Linked DNA regions of Homo sapiens: region 2 is linked to region 1. Evidence: read pairs that join two places in POLR2A ChIA-PET (ENCODE). Cell type or tissue: PC-9. All regions are shown on one strand. Links, peaks and the distances in the headings refer to the core of each region. The heading gives the core; the rest is flanking DNA.

Region 1 (5,000 bases), core at 1-5,000:
AGTTATTTAAAACAAAGTAATAACCTAATTCATCATTCTTCCTATAGCTTCTTGGTAATTTAGCTTAACTACATGAATATTCTTGATAACTTTTGTTATGCTGTATTTAAGATTGTGAAACATTCTGGCTAACTATTTTCGCTATTTTTAAATTGATAGCATAACTTAGAAGCATTCGATTTTCCATACTTTTTTTTTTTTTTTGAGACTGGGTCTCAACTCTGTTGCCCAGGCTGGAGTACAGTGGCTTGATCATAACTCACTGCAGCCTCAAACTCTGGGCCTCAGGCAATCCTCCTGCCTGGGCCTCCCAAAGTGCTGGAATTCCAGGTGTGAACCGCTATGCCTGGCCATTCCATGCTTTTTTGGAGTACTAAATTACTCGTTGATGTACTTTAAGGATACTGTGCTGGGCTTATATCTCTTTTTTACTGTGGGAGAGGAGAAAATATTTACCCAATAGTTATATAATCTGGTTTTCCTGTTAATTTACTAAATGTAAAAAATCAGATCTGTCCATTTCAGAGTATTAAATAGTGTTCAGATTTCCTTATTTAAAACATATTTTATCATGCATATTGGCTGCTATCCAAGTAATTCTGGTTTTCAGGCTTTTGAAGGAAAAATTATTAGACATGTTGGCATTTACACTCTGTTCAACTATATTTCGGATTCCCTAATTTATAATTTGTTATGGCATAGACAGTAAGGAAGTTAGGAACTTATTAGAACTAGAGGGACTTAAAAATGTAATCATAAATATAATCACAAATTTGGATTTAATTATTTTGCAAAAGTGCTTTTATTGTTTGTATTTAGAAAATAAATGGTTAAGGCCGGGCACGGTGGCTCATGCCTATAATCCCAGCACTTTGGGAGGCTGAGACAGGTGGATCACCTGAGGTCAGGAGTTCAAGACCAGCCTGGCCAATATGGCGAAACAAAAATTAGCCGGATGTGTTGGTGTGCACCTGTAATCCCAACTACTCGGGAAGCTGAGGCAGGAGAATCGCATGAACCCAGGAGACAGGTTGCAGTGAGCCAAGATCGCACCACTGCACTCCAGCCTGGGTGACAGAGCAAGACTTCTGTCTCAAAAAAAAAATAAATAAATAAAATAAAATAAATGGTTAAACAGTATACCATTTGATTTATTTAAATTCTCTAAACAGGCACATAATGAAACTGATTTATTTTTTGTAACAACATACATTGAGGTAAATGCTTTTTCAAGCACTTAGAGAACAGTCATCACCAGTCCACAGATATGAAGGTTATTTTGCAATCTGGTAAAGGAATCTTATTGCTTCCCTGAGAGATAGCTTTCCATTTCATTCCACTTTTTGAGAAGCACTGGATATTTTGTTCCTTTATAATCAATTAAACTTCCTATAACTTCTACCCATTTGTTCTAATTGTGCCTATTAAAGTTACACAGAACAAGTCTTATTTTTCCTATGCAAACTGACAATTTATTAGATATGTAAGGAAATTTTGCTTCCTCTTAACTTTTCTGCAGACCAAGCTCATATTCTTCAGCTTTTCTGGCTTCTTATCATCTTGAATAGTTTTTAGTTTATTCATATCCCTCCTGAATTATGCACTTAGAATTGAACACAGTATCCTAAATATGTTCTGGAAAACACAGATTGAAATAGTAGTGTTACATCTACTTAGCTGGATACTGTACTCCATTAAAGCCTAAAATTGTATGGCTCTGTTATCTGTCTCATACTACTGATTTGAGTTAAGCTTGTGGCCAACTATAATCTCCTCATTATTTTCAAATGAATAACCATGCCCCTAAACTTAAATTTTCCCCATTTTATATTTGAACAACTGCTGCTTTTTTCTTCCTAAATTCAAGTTTTAACTTCATGCTGTTTTGATCCTGTTAGCCTATAATTTTAATAATTATTTCTATTATCTTTTTATTTTACTTTTTCCTTTATGCCAGCAGCAGTTTAAAAAACATTACTTATGTATATCTTGTGAATCTTTGAAGATGTTAAGCATTCCTTTAGAGATCACCTTCTAGATTCAATACTGAATCATTTATCGAAAGTAAGCAGGTTAATGAATGCATCCCTCTCCTGCTGAAATATTCTGTAACTTTTAAGTTCCACTGATTCAAATTCATTAAGGAGCATGTATATCTTGTGTGACCGACTTTTAGCTCTTAGTTTTTACAAGATCCAGTGTTATGGAAGAATGATTACCAAATACTCATGGGAAAGCTAGCCCTTCTTTAGCTTTTTCTCACCACCCTTGATAGAGGTGGTTTCTCCTTTCTTTGTGTCTGTGCTCATTTTTTAATCTGTCTTAACTACAGCACTTACAACGTTGCATTAATACATTGGCTTACTTCTCTGTGAGCTATCTGAACATAAAACTTTGGCTTCCTAATCTTTTTTGGCCTTGGTATTTAGCGTAATGCTGACTTGATAATAAATGCTTCATAAATGCTTGTTGAAGTATATATTGTTTAGCTAGATGTTTGACCTGGCTTTGTTCTAAGATTCTTCTTAGTTTATGTCTAGAAAATTCGAGTCCTTGAGGCTGAGAAGGAGAAGAATGCTTATCAACTCACAGAGAAGGACAAAGAAATACAGCGACTGAGAGACCAACTGAAGGCCAGATATAGTACTACCACATTGCTTGAACAGCTGGAAGAGACAACGAGAGAAGGAGAAAGGAGGGAGCAGGTGTTGAAAGCCTTATCTGAAGAGAAAGACGTATTGAAACAACAGTTGTCTGCTGCAACCTCACGAATTGCTGAACTTGAAAGCAAAACCAATACACTCCGTTTATCACAGGTGCTAATCATTTCTTTAAACCCAGATTTTTTTTTTCTTTCTGATACAGTTTGTAATTCTTAGGAGGAATGAGTTTGTTAAGACATGCTTCCCAAATGATGAGACAAATGATTAGTATAGTATACTATCAGGTCACTTCACTTTTTTTAATAGCCCAGTCCCTTCTCTATAAGCAAAAATAGTTAATATGGTACCCTCCACTCCTTGTACCATTGATTTGCCTGGAGGAATATTCAGAAGACAGCATCTACTGTGTATTTACAATTACCAAGATTTTTTTTGAGCTCTTATTTCTATAGTTTGTATCATGAAAACAGTAGGCTTCATTTTTTTGGTTATTTTTCATATTTGAAACATACAATTATAATATCAAGTATACTTTTCCTAACTGCACTTGCATTTTCTCCCCGTTTTGTTTGAGAGGCACTAGCGTCATAGAAAGAACAAGGATACAGAAATAGACATGTGAGTTCAGATCTTGGTTTTGTACTTGCCAGCTCTGTGACTCTGAACAAATTTGTTAACCTTTATAGCCTTAGAGACAATACTAGACTTCTCCAGACCCCTGTTCTAAATCTTAGTTTCTTTTTTTTTTTTTTAAACATATAAGCTAAACCTGAGTTTCCACATCAGTAAAATCAGGATAGGAATAGTGAGAATTAAATGTAAATATGTATGTAAATTGCCTCGCATAGTGCCTAGTATATAGTAGGTGTTCGGTAAATGGTTACTTATTGATCAGACCTTTGATTCTTTTGGAGATTTGGAGATTCGAATAATACTAACATTAATATCATCTATAGGCTGGGCATGGTGGCTCACGCCTATAATCCCACCACTTTGGGAGGCCAAGGCAGGCAGATCACCTGGGGTCAGGAGTTTGAGACCAGCCTGGCCAACACAGTGAAACCCCATCTCTACTAAAAATACAAAAATTAGCCGAGTGTGACGGCACGCATCTGTAATCCCAGCTATTCGGGAGGCTGAGGCACTAGAATCGCTTGAACCCGAAAGGTGGAGGTTGCAGTGAGCCAAGATTGCGCCACTGTACTCCGGCCTGGGTGACAGAGTGAGCCTCTGTCTCAAAAAAAAAAAAATCATCTATAGTAGAAAATCTGTAGCTTTCAAATATATCTCAGTGCTGTTAAGGATCTTTCTCTGTACTTTATTTCCCATTTAGGGGAGATAGTGATCAGACCTATACATTTATGTGTATTTTCATAGATGGGCGTTTGAGTGTTTCTGCAGATGAGTTCAAAAAGTTGAAGTTTTTCTAGAGAATTTCCACAGAGCTGAAACTCATAAAACGTTACAGTCAGATTCAAAGTAGCTGACTAAAATTTTTCTTTGAAGTTCAAGAGTTAGTTTCTCCACTTTTGGAATGTGAAATACAAACTTGGTAGAAATTATAATTTTTAAAATTTTTATTTATTTTTTATTTTTTGAGACAGAGTCTCATTTTGCCACCCAGGCTGGAGTGCAATGGCGCAATCTCAGCTCACTGCAACCTCCACCTGGGTTCAAGTAATTCTCCTGCCTCAGCCTCCCAAGTATTTGGGATTACAGGCACCTGCCACGACGCCCTGCTGATTTTTGTATTATTAATAGAGACGGGGTTTCAACATGTTGGCCAGGCTGGTCTTGAACTCCTTACCTCAGGTGATCCGCCTGCCTCAGCCTCCCAAAGTGCTGGGATTACAGGCATAAGCCACCGTATCTGGCCTGAAATTATAATTTTTAAAAATGTATTCTTATAATAATTTTGTGGGCTACTCGTATTGATTTCTTTATTAACTAGTATGTCTGACTCCTATAACAACTTCCAAATGTCAGTGTCTTATGCAACAAATGTTTATTTTTCTCTCATGCTGGTCTAGTCCAGATTGGAGTAGAGGAAGCTTTGCTCCACAGAGTCATTTGACTCCAGGTTCCTTCCTTCTAGTGGCTCCACCTTCCTTTAGGGTAGGGTCCCCCACCAAGTCCTCTGTATGTAGCTGTGAGATGGAGCTTGTGGAGAACTGCCTAGGAGGGGTCTGGGGCCAGGCCTGGTATTGACATATCTCACCTCTGCTCACATTCCACTGGAACATGGCTCCACTAACCACAGGGAAGGCTGGAATCAGTCTACAGTGTGCCCAGGGTAAAAGGAAAGGGATTTAGAGAACTATCTTTGTCATAGTTTCC
Region 2 (7,971 bases), core at 1,185-6,184, 240 kb after region 1:
GGTCATTCGTGGAGTGGTTGGGAAGGTTTCATAACCTCTACAACTTCCTCATATTTACTGTTTGTCATACAGTAGTTCCCTGTTATCTGCAGTTTCACTTTTTGAAGTTTCAGTTACCCTCGGTGAACTGAGGTCCAAAAATATTAAATGGAAAGTTCTAAAAAATAAATAATTTGTAAGTTTTAAATTAAGCACCATTCTGAGTAGCATGATGAAATCTTGCACCCTCCCACTCCACCCTCGGATGTGAATAATCCTTTTATCCAGTGTATCCACAATGTATACGCTACCAATCCGTTAGTCACTTAGTAGCCGTCTCAGTTATCAGATCAAAAAGAGTATGCTGCCCTGGTCCCAGCTACTCAGGAGGCTGAGGCTGGAGGATCCCTTGAGCCTAGGAGTTTGAGGCTGCAATCAGCTACCATCATGCCTGTGAATAGCTACTGCACTCCAGCCTGGGCAACATAGCAAGACCCTGTCTCAAAAACAAACGAACAAAAAATCAAAACTTAGTATAATATATACATAAACTGTAGTGTTGAAACTCTCCTTTGTCAGGTCTTGTCTTTTTACTCATATTCTTATTTTTTAAATATACTTGCTGCCATTAATTTGGAGTTTTCTATTTTAATTTATTTTAGACTGATTTACTGTCATGGAATTATTCTTCAACTTACTATTTTTTTTATGTAATTATAATGTCTGCAGTAATTTTGCAATATTATATCATCAATACCCATATAAGCACAATTAAATAGGGTTCAGTATTATCCATGGTTTCAGGCATCCACCGGGGTCTTGAACTACTATAGCCCTCTGACCCTTAAAATAAAATGGTCCTGTGGGATTGACTTCCAGGGCAGTAACATCTGGAAAAGCCATGGAGACCAAGTCCCAGGTACAGCGAGTGTTGTAAGAATGAGGATTTCAAGGACTGAGGAGAGTGGTGGAAACCAACCACCAAGCTACCCTAAACGCCTGGCAGCTGCAAGATGGAAGAAAAGAGGATGCAGGCAGCTGGCTCGTGACTGGGATTCATGAGAGAAAAGCCATACAGGTCCTGGTAGGCTGGGAGGGGCCACACTCATCCCCTCACTCCCTTCCTCATGCCCTCCCTCACTGCCTTATTCAATAGTTATTGAGCTCCTCCTGTGGCCAGCACTACCAGGTACTGGAGGATTTAGCACCCCTATCAAGGATTCCTTTCTTTATTCTCCCTAAAGGCCCCTTTCTGGGAACAACAACGTCTCCCTCTACTGCCCCTGCAAAAAACAAAATAAAATTGCCCTTAAGAAATGATCAATTAACTTTCACATTTTCTTGGGTTCAAATAATAGCTCTGCCTTTGGTGAAGTTTATGACCTATTTCTTTCTCCTCTTTACCCTCAGTTTCCTTATCGGGAAAAATGGACATATCAACAATATCAACCTCAGAGAAATGAACAACACATTGTAATATACATCGAAAGATTCTTAGCACAATGTTCAGCACCTAACCAAGGCCCAGTAAGGCAAGATACCTTTTACTTCTTGTACTTTTTTTCTTCTTTATTATTATTCTCCTTGTTCCCTGTTTTCTTCCTAAAAACTATGCCTCAAAACCCTTGGTCCTCTTTGTGAGAATTCAGAGGCAAAGGAGGGAGGAGGTTTCCCAGATCTCACTGAGGGAAGAGGCTGAGGTGGGAAGCTGCCCACCACCGTGGTCACCTGACATGCACAGGGAAGTCAGGGCCCTGGGAGGCTTTCTGGAGAGATCAAGGCAGAGTCGGGGCCCTTTAGGTTTAGTTCAAACCGTAGTCAGGATTCTGTGCTGTTGTTGCTGCTCCGCCAGCCTGCACATCACCCTCACCGCACTTGTTTTCTCTTGTTTAATTGCTCATCTCCTCCACTAGAAGGCAGGAACTCTGTGGGTTTAGCTTTCTTTTTTATTGTTTTGTTTTGTTTTGTTTTGTTTGTTTTGTTTTGAGACAGTCTTGCTCTTGTTTCCCAGGCTGGAGTGCAATGGCGCGATCTCAGCTCACTGCAACCTGGGCCTCCCAGGTTCAAGCGATTCTCCTGCCTCAGCCTCTCAAGTAGCTGGGATTGCAAGCATGTGCCACCATGCCCAGCTAATTTTTGTATTTTTAGTAGAGACGGGGTTTTACGATATCGGCCAGGCTGGTCTTGAACTCCGACTTCAGGTGATCGATCCACCTGCCTCGGCCTCCCAAAGTGCTGGGATTATAGGCGTGAGCCACCACGCCTGGCCTCTAGCTTTCTACTGAATGCCCAGTGCCACAAGCACCACGCATGGAGAACACGCTTAAACGTTTGTTGAATAAACAAACTGGGACAACTATGCTGAGTAAGAAATAAAATTCATTTGCTCGTAGTAAAAAAAAAAAAAAAACAAATCCAGTGTTTACTTAGCTCTAATCTGAGCAACATAATTATAGTCAAAGGTTGGATGATAGACTCACCACTTAAGCAAAGCCTGTGTCCATCATTACGCACTTTCATGTTGGCCCATGAGAGTAGCAAAAGAAAATGCTGGATGCTGTTTTCTTGCAGAGCTTTAACCATCAGCTCCTAGTGCTGACACTGTCATTTGAGACAGCCCTCTGAAATCCAGCTCCACTTCAGGAAATGGCCAAAAGGATGCCAGCTCTGGGCTGTGTTTCTTCAGTGTTCTGGGATTTACCCTCACACTAAAGTGGAAGTGCCTATTACACAGGCCTGGGGTTGAGCGGGTGTAGTTTCGGTCAGGAAGCCATTCTAGTCTGTTCTCCTCACTCCTCAGGCCTGGTGTCCCCTCTCATTCCCTGCCTCGCCCCAGTTATTCTGACAGCCTCAGGAGGGCGCTCTTATATAAGCGGCACCGTGGGTAGTAGGATACATACTGGAATAGTAACAGCTTTCTATGGGCTAACTACTTTCTTACATTATCTCGTGTCCTTTTTAAATTTTATTTTATTTTAAGTTCTGGGGTAAATGTGCAGGAGGTGCAGGTTTGCTCCATAGGTAAATGTGTGCCATGGTGGTTTGCTGCACCTATCAATCCATCACCTAGGTATTAAGCCCAGCATGCATTAGCTATTTATCCTGATGCTCTCCCTCCCCCCGCCTGCCCTCCACAGGCCCCAGTGTGCGTTGTTCCCCTCCCTGTGTCCATGTTCTCATGGTTCAGCTCCCACTTATAAGTGAGAACATGCAGTATTTGGTTTTCTGTTCCTGTGTTAGTTTGCTGAAGATAATGGCTTCCAGCTCCATCCATGTCCCTGCAAAGGGCATCTCATGTTCTTTTCACAGTGATCCTGTAAGAGAAACACTAGTATTATTTCCATGCTATATATGAGGAAACTGAGGCTGAGAGACAATGAAAACTTGCCCAAGGTCACTCAGCTGCTAAATAGCAAAGCCAAGACTTGAGTTGTAATCTTCACATTAGGCTGCATCCTAGTGTTTTGGTGTGACCCAAAGACTCCTCCAGGTATCCCCAGAGAGCCTCCAGAGCCAGAGCATGGTCAGCCTCAGTCGTTTCCTTGTTCTAAACATCATATAAGCAAACAATACCATGCAGACTTTTTTTTTTTTTTTTTTTGACAGAGTCTCTCTCTGTCACCCAGTCTGGAGTGCAGTAATGCAATCTCGACTCACTGCAGCCTCTGCCTCCCGGTTTCAAGTGATTCTCCTGCCTCGGCCTCCTGAGTAGCTGGGATAACAGGCGCCTGCCACCACACCTGGCTAATTTTTGTATTTTCAGTAGAGACGGGGTTTTGTCATGTTGGCCAGGCTGGTCTCGAACTCCTGACCTCAGGTGATCCGCTCACCTCAGCCTCTCAAAGTGCTGGATTACAAGTGTGAGCCACCGCGCCTGGCCCCATGCAAATACTTCACACAATATGTGCTTCACATAGACAAGAATTCAAGAACTGTCTATAAGTTTATATACATCAAAAATAAGTCACATGAAAAATATTTTTGGAAACAGACAGAAGTCAGTTTGAAGCCAAAATATATTGTCTTGGACGAGTCTAACCTCTGTAAGCTTCAGTGGGGATAATGCCTTGCTCACACGGCAGGTGAAATGATCAACAGAGACAATGTATGGGAAGCACCTGGCCTGCAGGGGGCCCAGCAAGCATGGGTTCCTTTGTCTTCTTTGCTGCACTGCTGGGAGCAATAGGGGCAGTGTTGAATGTGAGCCAGCAGTAGGCTGGTGCAGAAGCCTTGTGCTTCTCTGCTGTTAACACCCATTTCTGCCCTGGACCCTCAGGGCACTAATCCTATGGTCATAACCAGTTTCCTCATTGCTTTGCTATTTTCTGCGGTCACATTCCCAGCTTCTTGGGTCATCATTCCTACAGAAACCAATGGGTGTAACACAGGCCATAAGTCACGGGCAGCAATGGAAAGCTCTGAGTTCTTCCAGAACGACAGTATAAAGCCAAACAAAACAAAACAGATCCCTTCTAAAGGGATAAGACAAAAGCAAAAAGGCTGAAATCCAACATCATGAAGTTCAAGTTTCCAAAGCATGAACAGATTAGTTGCATGATTTTCCTCTTAACTTCAGAATCTTAAACCAAAAAACTAAAACAAAACAAAAGCAGTTAATAACTTCCTCGAAAGAATGAAGAAGTATCTTTAAAAAAAAAAAAAAAGGAACTGCAGACCAGCCTGGCCAACATAGTGAAACCCCGTCTCTACTAAAAATACTATATATATATATAATATATATATTAGCCAGGCATGGTGGTGGAGGCCTGTAGTCCTAGCTACTCGGGAGGCTAAGGCAGGAGAATCGCTTGAACCCAGGAGGCGGAGGTTGCAGTGAGTTGAAATCACACCACTGCACTCCAGCCTCGGTGACACAGTGAGACTCTGTCTCAAAAATAAAAATAAATAAATAAATAAATAAATAAAAACCTGCTAAGAACTATCTTGGGAGTGATTCAGCCATAAAGAAGAAGAGGAAGATAGAAGAGTAATCATATTTTCAACTTTATATTCCAATAACCATGCCCCGCTCTAGGGCAATACCTCTTAGAGCCACTGCTTTTCCTTAGTACCACCCCCAAATATATTTTCTGGCTAGATTATTTCCACCTTGCCCATGACTTAGAATTATCCTTTTTTTTTAATTCCCTAACAAACTTCTTTTCTTGAGTAGATTTCTATTCAAGTCTAGCCAGTAAAAAGGGTGGCCTTCCATGACCTTGCCTAAATTTTTGGTGCTTAGTTCTGATAAAATTCAAATATATTTCCAGAAAAAAATGCTAAGTCATTAAGATCATACCTTATTAAAAATATTCTGGGATAATTTTATTCTGCATTCTTTTTTTTTTCTTTTTTTTTTTTTTTTTTGAGATGGAGTCTCGCTCTCTGGCCCAGGCTGGAGTGCAGTGGCACGATCTCAGCTTACTGCAACCTCCGCCTCCCGGGTTCACGCCATTTTCCTGCCTCAGCCTCCTGAGTAGCTGGAACTACAGGCACCCGCCACCATGCCCAGCTAATTTTTTGTATTTTTAGTAGAGACGGGGTTTCACTGTGTTAGCCAGGATGGTCTCGATCTCCTGACCTTGTGATCCGCCTACCTCAGCCTCCCAAAGTGCTGGGATTACAGGCATGAGCCACCATGCCCGGCCTGATTCTGCATTCTTTTGGCTTAAACTTTACCATGTGCATTTTGGTTAACTGCAGTACATGTACCTAGCATGCCCCGAATTGGAAAACAAACTCTTTCTAAGCCTCTGTGTTTAAAAATTATTTCTCCTTTCTGGGGAGAGAAATTAGGAAGCTATAGAATGTTAGTGCTATAAAGATAAAGAAACTGAGGCCCAAGGAAATGAAATGCCTTGTTCAAGCCCACAGAGCCTTTCTACAGTTCTTCCCAGAGGATATCTGTCAATTTATTTTGGATTCCTGTATGAAGAGCATTCAGCTTCCCCGAGTTAATGGATTATTGACTGATGTTCAGAAAAATGCATAAAGAGGTTCGCAGTGTTTCCACTGTGAGAAACTCTTTTACTCCTTCTCAGTGGGGGTGCTAAGAGCATTTGGGGCAGGACAATTCTTCATGCAGAGGTCCTAAGAGTTTCAGGATGTTAGCATTTCCAGTCCAACAATGGTAAGTCTAGCATTTCCAGTCCACCTAATGGGAATTCTAGGATCACAACAAAGAGAATCCTCACTCTCCTCCCTACCCTGTCTTCCCCTGGGTCTTCTATAATACTCTCCTCAAAAATAATAATTCTTTTTTTTTTTTCAAAGTTTCTTGAGCATCCAGAAATAGCCACGAGTGATGTTTATTCATTCACTAGCTTCAGGCATATGGTGCAAGATGAAGCAGGAGGCAACTAGGCCCAGTGTTTTCAGAACTCCTCAGGACACCCAAACAGCTATTTGCTACTTACTTTGGGAGGTGCAAGAACCTGCTTAACACTTTCCTTGTCTTTATGGTAATCACTCCCCAGTAGGAGTGCTGGCAGGGGCTGCTTACATGACAGGATCTCCAGAGATTACCCAGCCCAAGAACTTCCTTTGAAAATCAGAGCCTAAATGTGAAGCGTTGAGCCCAAGGTCAAACAGCTCATCTATTGCAGAACCAGATCTTGGCATAGTCTTTCTTCTAGTCCCAGAGGCAGCCTTCCCTTATGCGACAGCTTTTCCAAGGGTTATGCTGGTTATGTAACTAGACTACTCAGGGTTCCAACACCAATCGCCTCATAGGAGTTCTGTACTCAGGCAGTTATTGCCTGCTCCTGTGTGAATAAGATCAGATTACCTTTGCTCCAGGAAATCACTCCGATCCAAGGAGATGGTGCTGTGGAGCGATTAAGAGCATGTGACACTAATGTCTGAATGCCTCACTTTCAAGCCAGCACAGCCTCTTATTCTTGGGCAAGCTGCCTAGCCTCTCCATGCCTCAGTTTGCTCATATGAAAAATGGGGGCAAATTAACCAAACTATGTTACAATAATTAAATGAGGTAATTATTCTAATGCACCTACCGCAGGGTCTGGCACATTATAAGGATGTGTTAAAGGTTGGTTATTGTTGTTGTCGTCATTGTCATTGTCATCATCATCATGAATTACATTGTTTTTCCTTTGCTGGGAATTGAACCAGGGAGAGAAAGCAGGGCTGGTTCATTTTCTCCCACCAGCATGAGCCAGAGGAGGCGCTTCCCTTGGGGACATAAGCAATAAACTCCAATCAATGGTTAATTCAGGTTCTGCTTGAGTTTAAAGGCAGGTATAGAAATGTATAAATTCAGCATACTTAACTTTGGTAATAAAAATTAAGAAAAACTCTATTTTTTAAGAGCAAAGTACCAGCCCACATCTCTAAACTAACTTTTCTCTTTTATAAGACCATTTTAACTGTTTCTGCTAGGTAATGATCATTTAATCAAGGGCATAAAAAGATAAATAAATTGTGGGTACTGCCTTCAAGGAGGCTTTCTTAAATATTTATTTTTTAATTGACAAATAATAAGTGTACATATGCATGGGGCACATAGCGATGTTTTGATACATCAGGGTAATCAGCATATCCATCATCTCAGATATTTATCATTTCTTTGTGTTGGGAACATTCAATATCCTCTTTCTAGCTATTTGAAACTCTATTATTGTTAACTATTGTCATTCTACAGTGGTATAGAACGCTAGAACTTATTCCTCCTATCTAGTTGTAATTTTATGTCCTTTAACAAAACTTTCTGTATGCCCTCCACCTCCCCCTACCCTTCCCAGCCTCTAGTATCCTCTGTTCTACTTTTTACTCCTATGAGATCAACTTTTTTAAGCTTCCACGTATGAATGAGAACATGTGGTGTTTAACTCTCTGTTTTTGGCTTATTTCCGTTAACATAACGTCCTCCAGTTCCAACATCCATGTTGCCATGAATGGCAGGATTTCACTGTTTTTTAATGGCTAAATAGTATTCCATGGTGTGTATATGCTACATTTTCTCTATCTATTCAT

Evidence for each region. ChIA-PET counts read pairs that join two places held together with the same protein. Peaks named below come from ENCODE experiments on the same cell type or tissue, not always from the same donor. Only the 100,000 strongest peaks of a DNase experiment are listed, where the experiment ranks them.
Region 2: POLR2A ChIA-PET joins it to region 1 with 11 read pairs; 2 of 35 experiments call an interaction of 5 or more read pairs at or near these places.

The regions. Positions count from the first base shown.
Region 1 is chr10:93,500,573-93,505,572 of GRCh38, forward strand. It overlaps CEP55 (centrosomal protein 55), which reads left to right. Exons shown (of 9, transcript NM_018131.5): 3 at 2,541-2,816. Among named protein-coding and RNA genes, the nearest start is that of CEP55, 6.5 kb to the left of the region's middle. In PC-9, for the core only: no CTCF peak of the experiment used is centred there; no DNase peak of the experiment used is centred there.
Region 2 is chr10:93,742,815-93,750,785 of GRCh38, forward strand. It overlaps LOC101927013 (a long non-coding RNA gene), which reads right to left. Exons shown (of 3, transcript XR_246160.5): 2 at 6,993-7,170; 3 at 2,932-3,293. Among named protein-coding and RNA genes, the nearest start is that of LGI1, 11 kb to the right of the region's middle. RefSeq lists enhancers at 3,190-3,941, 6,288-7,270. In PC-9, for the core only: CTCF peaks have their summits at 2,793 (motif pointing right) and 4,083 (motif pointing right); a DNase peak (open chromatin) is centred at 4,277; H3K4me3 peaks cover 299 bases; H3K27ac peaks cover 2,036 bases.